Linked DNA regions of Homo sapiens: region 1 is linked to region 2. The links are chromatin contacts, found by Hi-C or POLR2A ChIA-PET in ENCODE. All regions are on one chromosome and are shown on one strand. Each heading gives the region's core, a stretch centred on a gene start or an enhancer-like site at or near the end of the contact. The rest is flanking DNA. Distances are from core to core; before and after follow the strand shown.

Region 1 (6,308 bases), core at 1,640-4,139, 45 kb after region 2:
AAGATTGAGTGTATTTTAAAACATATCTCAATCTTAAACATGTAAAAATTTAATGTACAAAAAAAATTTATCAGCTGACCTACAGAAAATGAAATGTATCAAACTACTAAAGGTTGTTTGTTTGTTTGTTTATTTTTGAGACAGAGTCTCACTCTGTCGCCCAGGCTAGAGTGCAGTGGCGTGATCTTGGCTCACTGCAACCTCTGCCTCCTGGGTTCAAGCAATTCTCCTGCCTCAGCCTCCCGTGCAGCTGGAACTACAGGCCCAGGCCACCACGCCTGGCCAATTTTTTTGTATTTTTAGTAGAGACAGTGTTTCACCATGTTGGTCAGGCTGGTCTTGAACTCCTGATCTCAAATGCTCTACCCACCTCAGCCTCCCAAAGTGCTGAGATTACAGGCATGAGCCAGCACGGCCAGCCTAGAGGTGTCAAATTATCAAGTTTAGAAGTATGGGCTTTGTGTTAAAGGCACAGTCAGTAAAATCCACAATGGAGGAAATTCTAAAGGACAGATAGTGCTGTCTCTTCCACAGATTGTGAGGAAAGAAAATGAGGAGGAGCGTGTTACGAGCTTGTGATGTATTAAGTAAATGAATTGTGTGGATCTTATTTGACTCTGATTTGGAGAAAACTGAGACAATCCAGGAAATTTAACCAGTAACTGGATATTTAACATTAAGGAATTATTGTTTTTTAGATTATAAAATATACTGGTATATATTCTTAAAAGACCTTACATTTTGGAAACATACCGAAATATTTAGAGGTGATGATGTGATGTTGGGAATTGGCTTAAAAATAATTCATAGGGATGGGAGATAGATGTTATAGATGAGGTAGGATTCGCCAAAAGTTGATAGTTGAAATTGGTTGATGGTTTTGTGGGAGTTTATTATCTTTTAGCTTGTATTTGTAAATTTTCATTCAAACAGGGTCTGAGATAAATAAAAGAGCATGAGGAAAGATGAGGATTGCTTATATTGTTTTATAAGATTAACATGGATTGCCAGGTTCTGTGTGACCTGGCCCTGCCTACCTGTATCCATTGTCAAGTTGAATGAATTCTTTTCGTTGTTCACTGTTGGAGTTCTAACCACATAACCATTGTATACATGTCGTTTCTTTGTGACACACCACAGTTCCACCTAATGTCTTCTGCTCCACATCCCCAAGCCCTACCAGTTTGTGCATCCAAGTCCTATTTTATGCTTTGGAGGTCTGTTTAAATATTTATATCACAAGTCTTTCTAGATCCCCCAGTCTAAATCTGACATAGTTAGGATCTCTTATCGTATATTTTATATGATTATTTGATTATTAACATCTATCTGCCCCATTAAATTGTAAACTTTAGCCACAGTTCTTGTTTTTGCATCCCTAACCTAGTCTAATTCTTGGTAACTAATAGTTGCTTAAATATTTGTTAAATGGAAGGAAGAAGGATAGAGTGAGTTCATGGTGGGCTAAATGCTTGGCTGAAATAAACTACCAAAACTACACAAATTTCATTTAAATATTAGAGGTAATCTAGTTGAAGTAGTAAGACAAAAGTGCTGTGTTCAATTTCAAGGGTCTGTCAGGATGAATTGGCAGTTTAGGTAGAATTGGCTCTGGGGCTGGGTGCTGTGGCTCACACCTGTAACTGCAGCACTTTGGGAGGCTGAGGCAGACGGATCATTTGAGGTCAGGAGTTCGAGACCAGCCTGGCCAACACGGCAAAACCCCATCTCTACTAAAAACACAAAAATTAGCCAGGCATGGTGACAGGCACCTGTAATCCCAGCTACTCAGGAGGCTGAGGCAGGAAAATCACTTGAACCCGAGAGGCAGAGGTTGCAGTGAGCTGAGATCGTGCCTCTGCACTCCAGCCTGGGTGACAGAGCGAGATTCCATCTCAAAAAAAAAAGTATTGGCTCTGGTACATTTGTTCCACATTACTACAGATATCTGTAGAAAGCTGACACAACCTAGGTCATGTGACAGATGAGAATGGGTTAAGACGAAGTATGTATCCGAGTTTTTTCCTGGGTTTTACTTTACAACTAAAATGTGGGATATTTAACTCTGGACAGTTTGGTTCTCTTCTTTTTCTCCTTGTGCTTTATCCCCTCCATCTTTTTAAATTTGGTGGTAATGTCACTGATAATGCAATGTCTATTCTAATAGACTACTTTGATTTTTCTGTTTAGAGTGGAACTTTTAGATGACTCTAAAGTTCAAAGCTCAAGAAACTCTCAGAATATGGCTTGTTGCTAACTGAAAACACTTGTTTCCTGAATTTATCTGAGAGGTTTTTCTTTAATCTTATTCTGTTTTTCTTCCTTTTTTGTACCTTTTTGATACGGAATTTAAATCCATGGTTATAATGACTAAATTGTTATTTCTTTTTTTTTTTTTTTTTTTTTTTTTGTAGACAGAGTCTTGCTCTGTCCCCCAGGCTGGAGAGCAGTGGCACGATCTCGACTCACTGTAACCTCTGCCTCCCGGGTTCAAGCGATTCTCCTGCCTCAGCCTCCTGAGTAGCTGGGATTACAGGCGCGTGCTACTAAGCCCGGCTAATTTTTTTTTGTATTTTTAGTAGAGACGGGGTTTCACTATGTTAGTCAGGCTGATCTCAGACTCCTTATCTTGTGATCTGCCTGCCTCGGCCTCCCAAAGTGCTGGGATTACAGGCCTGAGCCACCGTGCCCAGCTGACTAAATTGTTATTCTTATCTAATACATACATTTTAGGTTGCAGTTAGGATTACATCATTGTATGGCTATCACAACTTTGTGAAGCAGATGTTGTTCTTATTTGCAGAGGTCAATTTATATGTTTAGGATCACATAAAGTAAGTAAAAGTGAGAACTTGTCTCCTGATCTTCCCTCTGTTTCACACTGCTTTTGAGCTAGGTAGTGAGTACTTGTGAGTGGTTTTTTGTTTTTGTTTTTTTCATGTGACTCAGCAATTTCAAGATTTCTCATTCCTGCCCCACAGTGACCCTAACTCTTACCCTGAAAACTGTTAATCTGGCAATTGTACGCTCTGGGATGATCTCAGTTTTATTTGAATCTTTTGGTTTTTAAAAGTTATCTAAATAACCTGGAGATTTCAGAACTTAGATGTCTCAGGATTTCCTGCACACTTGGAAGTAGCACATAATCCTTTGTCAATTTATCTACCAGTGTGAATGTAGCACTGTGTAGCTCACTGTGAACAGTCATTTTACTTTAGTTGGCTAATAGAACCTTTGTTTCATTAAAAGGAAAGAATCGAGATGGGACTGAAATCAGAATCAAAGTTGAAATTACCACCATTCGGGTTTTTCTGGCATGTTTGTTGCCTTAATGAGATTTAAAAAAATTTATGTTAATACATCAGGGAAGAGAAGCATAATCCACCAGCCCTGTTCTACTGGATTGACATACAAATTTCCCATCTTAGAATAGAATTAGGTGACTTAATTAGAGGCACTAGGCCTGGTAGTCAACATGTGGTGTTCCATGTGGTTCAATGTCTAGCTTTTGGTGCTACTTATCTAATAAATACAAAAGAGTTGATCTATTGATAATCCCTTTTAAACCCATTGACTATTAATAACTTTAAAGAACTAAAAACAAAAATTAATTTTTAGCCAACATGTAAGCTGAACCCTGAATTTGCAAGGAAAAAAATTAATTACTTTTACTGTATGGTTTAAGTGTGTTTATAGAGGGCGCTTTTTTTTTTTTTTTTTGGGGAGAGGGAGTCTCACTCTGTTGTACAGGCTGAAGGGCAGTGGCGTGTGGTCTGGGCCCACGGCAGCCTCCGTCACCTCCTGGATTCAAGCAATTCTCCTGCCTCAGCCTCCTATGTAGCTGGGATTACAGGCGTGCGCGACTACGTCTGGATAATTTTTTTTATTTTTAGTAGAGATGGGGTTTCACCATAGATTTCACCAATGAGAAGTCTTAAAATTGTTGAGTCACATGAAGAAAACAACAAAAAACCATTCACAGGTACTCACTACCTAGCTCAAAAGCAGTGTGAAACAAACACAGGAAAGATCTATGTTCTTAGAGTCAACAGAGCATTCTCAATTCTCTGTGGTAATAGTCTAACTGTGTAAAAAGAACGATTAAAGTACAAGTTCATAGCTAATGAAATATTTATATACAACAAATATTTCTTATGTAAACCAATACTAGCACATAGCTGGTTAACATTAAGGTGTACTATTCATGTGGTGTCACAAAAGCAAATATTGATACTGCATTTAGGTAACCAAAAAGTAATTCATCATGTAACATTTTAATGAATTTTTGTATAGCACATGGTGACAAAGCCATTTTTACCAATAAAAAGTTTATAAAAGCAATGAGCAAAATACGAGTTGAAAAGAATTCCCACTCAGGTGATAACTACAGTATATATAGTACATGTTTTTGTATGGACTAGGATAAAGCACACGGTAAAATCAAACGTTCTAAGGCATTCTAGTGTCCTACTCAGGCACATAGTTAAAACAGTTATTTCACTAATAGCACAGAAACAAGCATCAGGAATGAGTTGACTCATCAGTGTTAGAATCCACGTGATTTTCTTCATTATTGATAATGACTATATTAGAAACCAAGTCCTCATTGTATTTAAAGTATTATTCTGCAACCTTAGTCCTGTGTTCTTTCCTGAAGTCTGTATGGTATAACATTAAACATGTCCCTAATGTTCAATGTGTGTCCCTTGTTTTGAGCTGTAAATTGTCAGAGTGATAAATTTACACTTCGAATATTGAGGAGGAAGTCTATCTTTACCTCTGATAAGCTGAGTTTATATAGCTTGTATTTGTTTTTTTTTTGTTTTGTTTTTTTTTTTTTTGAGACGGAGTCTCGCTCTGTGGCCCAGGCGAGAGTGCAGTGGCGCAATCTCGGCTCACTGCAAGCTCCGCCTTCCGGGTTCACGCCATTCTCCTGCCTCAGCCTCCCGAGTAGCTGGGACTACAGGCGCCCGCCATCACGCCCGGCTAATTTTTTTGTATTTTTAGTAGAGACGGGGTTTCACCGTGTTAGCCAGGATGGTCTCGATCTCCTGACCTCGTGATCCGCCTGCCTCGGCCTCCCAAAGTGCTGGGATTACAAGCGTGAGCCACCGCGCCCGGCCGCTTGTATTTGTTAAGGAACAAAAGATGTGAAGCTCTTATTCTTGTGTTACTGTTTAGTGGTGCTCTGCTCTGCCACTGGAGTATGGTAACATCTTCATATCTTATCCAGACTTGTTAACTGTACACCTCTCATGCTTAATAACAGTTTAGCTTTCTGCTCATATTGCTGGTATTTTGAACACAAGATACTTCTTGGACGCTTGAGTTGTGGTTTTCCATTTTTCATTGGAGATGATGAGAGTTTGAGCAGCATTATGGAAGAATAATGTTGTAACAACTTTCTCCTGGAAATCACTTCGAGTTCTAAACCATCACATCACAGATACACTTGTAAAATGAAACTTGTTCATAAATTGGGAATTGTTAGTATTCCTTAGTGCTGTCTTGCCTTTCTTTAATTAGTTTATTAACCATATTATCCAAAACATATTATCAGGAGGCTCGCTTTGTATTGTTATTTAGGTAAATACCTGTGTAGGGGACATAAGACCTTCATTAATATCCAAGAAAAAGTGTATTTATCAAAGTTCTTGCGAACTAAAATGTTTTAAGTAATTTTCTTTTCCTTTTGTATTTTCAAAGGAGCTGCATGGTTCCTTAAACATTAGAATGCCAGGATGAAAAAGGTGTGAGGGGAGTTGATTGAGGAAAAGTAGTATGATTGACTGGTGTTGGGAAGAGCAGCTAAGGAGGCTGTTGGGGTTGCCCAGTGGTGATAGATGGGGACCTGGTGTGGTGGTAGTTTTAGGAATGAAAGGAATCTATAAATCCAAAAGATTTTGCAGGATAGAAAGGTGGTAAGCCTTGAAAAGTAAGGAAAGGTGGGAATAAAATACGAGGGTTAACTAGTTTTGTCTCTTTGTGGGTAGGGGGCATTTTTGTTGTTCAAGAATGATCCCTAGTTTCTTATTGATCTCTTGAGATCATTTCCTGGATTTAGGGTAGAGCTAGACCTGCAGCCAACATTGAAGCAGATAACTGTACTTTAAAAGTATCTTTTTATCTTGAAGTGGTTCCATCAAAATTAGGGAACTGTAAAATGTTTTCTTTCTAAAAGAAGAGACATAATTGATAATTATCACAGTGGTTGGTTTGAATGGTTTATGTTTGGTCCATACAAAAGTTAAAATACCATTACTACCCTTGGTCTTAATTATTATGGTATGATTAAGTATTAATTCATG
Region 2 (6,289 bases), core at 1,599-4,098:
TTGCAGTGAGCCAAGATCATGCCACTGCACTCCAGCCTGGGCGATAGAGCGAGACTCCGTCTCAAAAAAAAAAAAAAAAGAAAAAAAGAGGCAAGAATGGGTGAGATAAAATAATTTTTTGAATTTGGTAACTTGATTAGGTTAGGAGTCTAGGGAGAGGGGAGGAATTTTTTTTTTTTTTTTTAAGTGTAAGCAACAGGCCAGGTACGGTGGTTCATGCTTGTAATCCCAGCACTTTGGGAAACCGAGGTGGGCAGATTACTTGAGATCAGGCGTTCCAGACCAGCCTGGCCAACATGGTTAAACCCTGTCGCTACTAAAAATACAAAAAAAAATTAGCAAGGCATGGTGGGTGCTTGTACCCAGCTGTTCAGGAGGCTGAGGCAGGAGAATCAATTGAACCCAGGAGGTAGAGGTTGCAGTGATCTGAGATTGTGCCACTATACTTCAGCCTGGGCGACAGAGGGAGACTCCCATCTCAAAAAAAAAAAAAGGTAAGTGAAGGAGGATGGTGATTTGGGTTAGAAGAGGCTTTTAATTGTAAGCCATTCAGCATGTGAACTCGTAAAAATGACCTTATGTTAAATAATTAGTTCAGAGCGCTGATCTTGAGAGATAGGAACGTTTCCTGTTTTTGATAAATGATAGGTTACCCTTGTTTATGGTTAGGGGTGGGTTTTTGTCATGGTCCAACCAGGTGATAGTTATATATGTGAACATATTAAAATTGTTTTTAATGTTTAAATTCTAATCCTTAAAATGTGACAGAACTGATTTATGTTCCTCCTCTCCCAGTTCTCTTCAAATCATGAGAGTGACCCTCTTAAAAACTGCTTTCTTTCGGGGGAGCGGTTGTTGAGAAGAATCATGTAACTATGTAAAAAGCATGTCTGTTTGGTACACTATTTGCTAATGTCAGAAGTGTTAAATAGAAATAAAATTTCCACCATAGTAGCTAATTATTATTTAGTGTGTGTCAAAACTGTGTGCTAATTACTTTTTATAAACCATCGCCTTTAAAGTCTTATAACTTTTCTATGAAGTAGGACGTTTGTGTCCCTACCTCCTCTGTTTTACCATTGGGAAAACCAGGGCCCAGAACGAGTAACCACACAAGTTCCACAGCTACCAAGGTCAAGGTTATTTCTACCCTAAATACACATCTTTAAATTTTATATTCATCAACAACCTAGTACTTAAAAATTCAGATTCCTAAGCCTTTCAAGGGTTTTGCCTGTGATTCTATTTTTGATCTTTGTACCAAACTTCGAGAAAATACCGTCATATAGTCTTCTATTAACAGCAGTTGCCTCATGTGGAGAACACCTGAATTTTACTTACAACTTCTTCCAATGCTGACCCATTTTGATTTTTATAAACATTTTGAAATATTTGTTAAGTTGGTCAAGCAAGAGATAATGTGATTATGTAGTATCTTATCAGTTGAGATCTTTCTCTCTCTCTCTGCCTCTTTCTCTCTCGCTCTCTTTTTTTTTTTTTTTTTTTTTTTTAAAGAGTCTCACTCTGTCACCCAGGCTGGAGGGGTTAGTGGTATGATCTCTGCCCACTACACCCTCTGCCTCCTAGTCTCAAGCAATTCTTCTATCTCAGCCTCCCGAGTAGCTGGCACTACAGGCGCATGCTACCACATCTGGCTAATTTTTGTATTTTTTGTAGAGACAGGATCTTGCCACCTTGCCCACACTGGTCGTGAACTCCTGAACTCAAGTGATCCACCCACCTTGGCCTTCCAAAGTGCTGGGTTTACAGGCATGAGCCACCACCCCAGTCTGGTTGACGTTTTTCACCTCCTTCTCTTTACAGCATATTCAGAAATTTTAAACCAGTAATACGAAATACATATATTGGTTGATTTTTCTGTTGTATTTTAAGCATATTGACTTTTTAAATCGGATCATATTTTTGCATGCAAGTACTATGGCTTTTCAAGGTCATTCTGATTTGAAACAACACATTTCTTAGTCAATTCATTGGCTCTTTACCCCCTTTTAAAATTTTTTATTTTTTATGTGATTTATTTATTTACTTATTTTTAGTGATGGAGTCTCACTGTGTTGCTCAGGCTGGGCTCAAGCAGTTCTTCTGCCTCAGCCTCCTGTGTAGCTGGAACTACCTAAGGATGTGCACCACTGTGCCCAGCCAGATCTTCACCTTTTCCAAAAAAAGAAACATCTAAATGTGAAACCTTTTAGGCCTGTCAACTTCTTTTTTTTTTTTTTTTTTTTTTTTTGAGACGGAGTCTCGCTCTGTCGCCCAGGCTGGAGTGCAGTGGCGGGATCTCGGCTCACTGCAAGCTCCGCCTCCCGGGTTCACGCCATTCTCCTGCCTCAGCCTCCCAAGTAGCTGGGACTACAGGCGCCCGCCACTACGCCCGGCTAATTTTTTGTATTTTTAGTAGAGACGGGGTTTCACCGTTTTAGCTGGGATGGTCTCGATCTCCTGACCTCGTGATCCGCCGGCTTCGGCCTCCCAAAGTGCTGGGATTACAGGCGTGAGCCACCGCGCCCGGCCTCAACTTCTTGTGATAGACACATACAGAATTTTTCAGCTACTCTCTGCCTATGGGGTAGCCCTACCTTGCAGGAGCAGTCCAAAAAAAATTTTTTTTTTCAATTTAGGATCAGTGTAGAGGAAAGAGCCCTGGACTATCATAAGACTGAGTACCAGCTTGGCCAGTCAGTCACTTTGTGACCTTGATTAAGCTATGTAACCTTTTCAAATTGATTTCCCTCTCTGTAAATAGAGCTGATAAGATGGCTTGCCCTGTTTCCTGTGGTTTTTAAAGAGGATCAAATGAGTGCGTGAAAGTTCTCATGAAAACTAGACGTCTATTCAAATATGAGGTGGTGGTATTCTCAGAAGGTCATAGATGAATGATGCATTTATTTTAGTGCTTTTCACAGTTTAGTCTCAATACTGAGTGCTTACTGAGGGGTTGTATGGAGGCACACTAGTTGTTTCTTTAGGAGATGTCTTTAGCTGCTAGAGTAGAGAACAAAAGAATGAGTAAAGAGGCTTCAGAAAAGCTAGTATGGGCTGGCACGGTGGCTCACACCTGTAATCCCAGCACTTTGAGGGGGCCAAGGTGGGAGGATCACTTGAGGTCAGGAATTTGAGACCAGCCTAGCCAACATGGTGAAACCCTGTCTCTACTAAAAATACAAAAAATAGCTGAGTGTCATGGTCGACGCCTGTAATCCCAGCTACTCGGGAGGCTGAGGCAGGAGAATCCCTTGAACTCAGGAGGTGGAGGTTGGAGTGAACCAGGATTGCATCACTACACTCCAGCCTGGGTGACAGAGAGTCACTCCTCTCAAGAAAAAAACAAGGAAAAGCTAGTATGGATGGAGCACCTCCATGCTCATTTCCTAGAGCTTATGTTTTGTTGTTTGATTTCCTAGTTCATAACAGAAGGGGTTTTGTAAGCTGACCTAGCTTGACAATCCTTTTTGGGTTTTTTGGTTTCAAACATGATCTTATAAAATTATTTAGTGCATTAAAATGTAGACCCAAGTAGCTGCTTAGCTCTTGAGAAAAGGCTGTGTTTCAGTTTAGCACAACAGTGTTTTCAGGAAGATAACTGTTCTAGATAGCTCTTTTTTTCCAAAATTCTTGATTAAGGTTTGGGGAATTTAGAATTATCTCCAGCTATTAAATTATCAAATTGGTTAAGTAGAGGTAGAAAGTTTATTGCATAAATCAGTAGATTTGTCTTCCAAAGAAGCTTATGAAATAGAAAGGGCCAGGAGGTATACCTGTAGTTGAAATATGGGATGGGCCCATAGAGAGTGAGTTGGAAAATGATAGTAAGTGGTTGAACATGGACTTTAAAGCATGGCATGCTCTGAAGTCATATTAGAAAAGTCCTTTGCTTTCATGCAAAACTAGTCTCCGTGGCTTTTCATTGTGTAGATCGGGTTAAAAGCAGAATATAAGAAGCAAGTTTTTGGATGAGATGATAGAACTTAAGTAGTACTTGTCTGTCAATCCTAAAAGAATTATTTCTGGCCAAATCCTCTCCTCTAACCACCAAATAAGGAGCTTGACTTCATTCTCACTGTTAAGAATCAGAAACCCAGTTTAGAATATCCAACTCCTGGTGAACTTTTAAAAATTAATATATATCTTGATACTTTATAATCTATTGTGTGGCATCCAACGAATGTGAGGTAATCTGGGGAGTTAGAAATGCCTTGCATTTCGTGTGGAAAAGGTGTAGTCGTAAGTTTGGCCTGGGAAGGTTAATACTGTCTTTGCACATAGAAAGCTAAGGGCAGTGTCATCATCATTTGTTTGTGAGGAGGGGACTGAAAAAGCAAAATCATCACTACTAGCCTATTCTAAAGGATCTTAATCCCATTACATTTTTCAGATTTTTTTTTTATTATGTAGTATCCCCTGGATATAATCTTTTTGGTGAAGGGGGATGTCTCTAATTTCCACGTGGTACCCCCTGTCATATACAGGTTATGTATCTGGCAGTCTACAGCTGCAATTCATGGCTGTTTATAAAATTTCACCAGAACTTGTCCTGACGTCCTTTTACTTTTGTAAATGATTAGAAAAAATGCTGAGCCTGAGTATGTATTTTTGTATTAAGAGTTCATTTAGAGAGTCCCAGAAATTGGCAGAGTTGATTCAACTTTCTGTGGTTTAAATTTGAATATGCAATTAGTAGACTGCTGGTATTTCAGAAGTTTGTTGTTGCAGGCCTCTTGTACTGAGGAGGAAATCTGGAATTTCTTTTTCTATTTTAAATTAGCGTTCATTCAACAAACATTTTTTGATTATCCCTAGAGTTTTGGCACACGATAGGAAGTCTAGAACTGTGCAGTCTCACCTGGTCTCGCAAGTAATGGGAATTTTTAAACTATGCAGGACTTAGAAGGTATACCTTCCCTTCCTTCAGAATGATAGTAGTAGTATAGTTATATCTTTCCTTGACCTAATTATAATTTTTCGTTTTCCCCCCCATGACAAAGTAATAAAAACTTGTAAAAAACAAAGAGCCACAGACATGTGAAACTTGTTTTACCTCTGCTGTTACTTGGTCTGTTGTAATGCCACTGTAGAAAATACTCCCTTTGTTTGGGGTAGCATAGGAAACATGTGATTTGGAATCAGACTTCAAGTTCTAGCTCCATAATTTTACTAGCTCTGTGGTCCTCGGATATCACTCAACCAATCTGGACCTCAAATTTTCTCATCTCTTCTACTGGGAAGATAACAACTTCTTTTTTTTTTTTTTTTTTTTTTTTTGAGATGGAGTCTCGCTCTGTCGCCCAGGCTGGAGGGCAGTGGCGTGATCTCGGCTCACTGCAAGCTCTGCCTCCTGGGTTCACGCCATTCTCCTGCCTCAGCCTCCTGAGTAGCTGGGACTACAGGCGCCCGCCACAACGCCCGGCTAATTTTTTGTATTTTTACTAGAGACAGGGTTTCACCGTGTTAACCAGGATGGCCTCAATCTCCTGACCTCGTGATCTACCCGTCTCGGCCTCCCAAAGTGCTGGGATTACAGGCGTGAGCCACTGTGCCCGGCCTTTTTATTTATTTATTTATTTATTTTTTGAGACGAAGTTTTGCTCTTGTTGCCCAGGCTGGAGCACAATGGCGTGATCTCAGCTCACTGCAACCTCTGTCTCGCGGGTTCAAGCGATTTTCCTGCCTCAGCTTTCTGAGTAGCTGGGATTATAGGCGCCTGCCACCACACCTGGCTAATTTTGGTGTATTTAGTAGAGACGGGGTTTCACCATGTTGGCCAGGCTGGTCTTGAACTCCTGACTTCAGGTGATCCACCTGCCTCGGCCTCCCAAAGAAGATAATGACTTCTACAGAACTGCTGAATGGGTACATATATGTAAATATTCTCACCTGACTTCTGCTTTTCCCTTTATTTCACTGGGAGGTATTATATTTTTAGTGTATCTTACGGCCTTTGAGGACTTCTTAGTTTGAGTATATTTTAGCTGTGTGCATAAATGTCTTTACAGTGTACTTAAGGAGTTGGATTTTTAGAAACTTGCCATATTTAGAAATCTATTGGATTGAACATAGTTTGAAAAGCAAAGTATAAGTTAATTCCTTTACTATATACTTGTACTATTCTTTTCATGGACTTTCTGATGCTTGCTGTTTGTGCACATAGGCTTTGCTTTTTGTATTTATTTATATTGTATGAATCTAAGAATAAAAGAGAGTGTGAACAATTCAGAAGACTACAGATATATCTTGTTAGGTTGCTTTCCAAAAGGTTCCCAGTTGTAGTCAT

Evidence for each region. Hi-C counts contacts between places; a loop is a spot of excess contacts on that map. ChIA-PET counts read pairs that join two places held with the same protein, here RNA polymerase II (POLR2A). Pooled maps may share reads with other maps.
Region 1: a loop to region 2 is called in a map of GM12878, with 2.6 times the contacts of the local background. The contact joins two enhancer-like sites. A Hi-C loop is called at or near these places in 16 of 168 maps with a recorded cell type or tissue (CD4-positive, alpha-beta T cell, CD4-positive, alpha-beta memory T cell, CD8-positive, alpha-beta T cell and 12 more), 1 of 37 single-sample maps with no recorded cell type and 15 of 50 pooled maps. POLR2A ChIA-PET finds 5 or more read pairs at or near these places in 19 of 52 experiments (AG04450, CD4-positive, alpha-beta T cell, GM12878 and 14 more).

Annotation. Positions count from the first base shown.
Region 1 is chr17:46,097,857-46,104,164 of GRCh38, reverse strand. All of the region lies in intron 2 of KANSL1 (KAT8 regulatory NSL complex subunit 1), which reads left to right. Among named protein-coding and RNA genes, the nearest start is that of KANSL1, 92 kb to the left of the region's middle. Within about 2 kb of position 2,889, at least 4 of the 41 ENCODE cell types and tissues checked have a DNase peak (open chromatin) inside an H3K27ac peak, as active enhancers do.
Region 2 is chr17:46,142,795-46,149,083 of GRCh38, reverse strand. All of the region lies in intron 2 of KANSL1 (KAT8 regulatory NSL complex subunit 1), which reads left to right. Among named protein-coding and RNA genes, the nearest start is that of KANSL1, 47 kb to the left of the region's middle. RefSeq lists an enhancer at 1-477 and a silencer at 5,055-5,255. Within about 2 kb of position 2,848, at least 3 of the 41 ENCODE cell types and tissues checked have a DNase peak (open chromatin) inside an H3K27ac peak, as active enhancers do.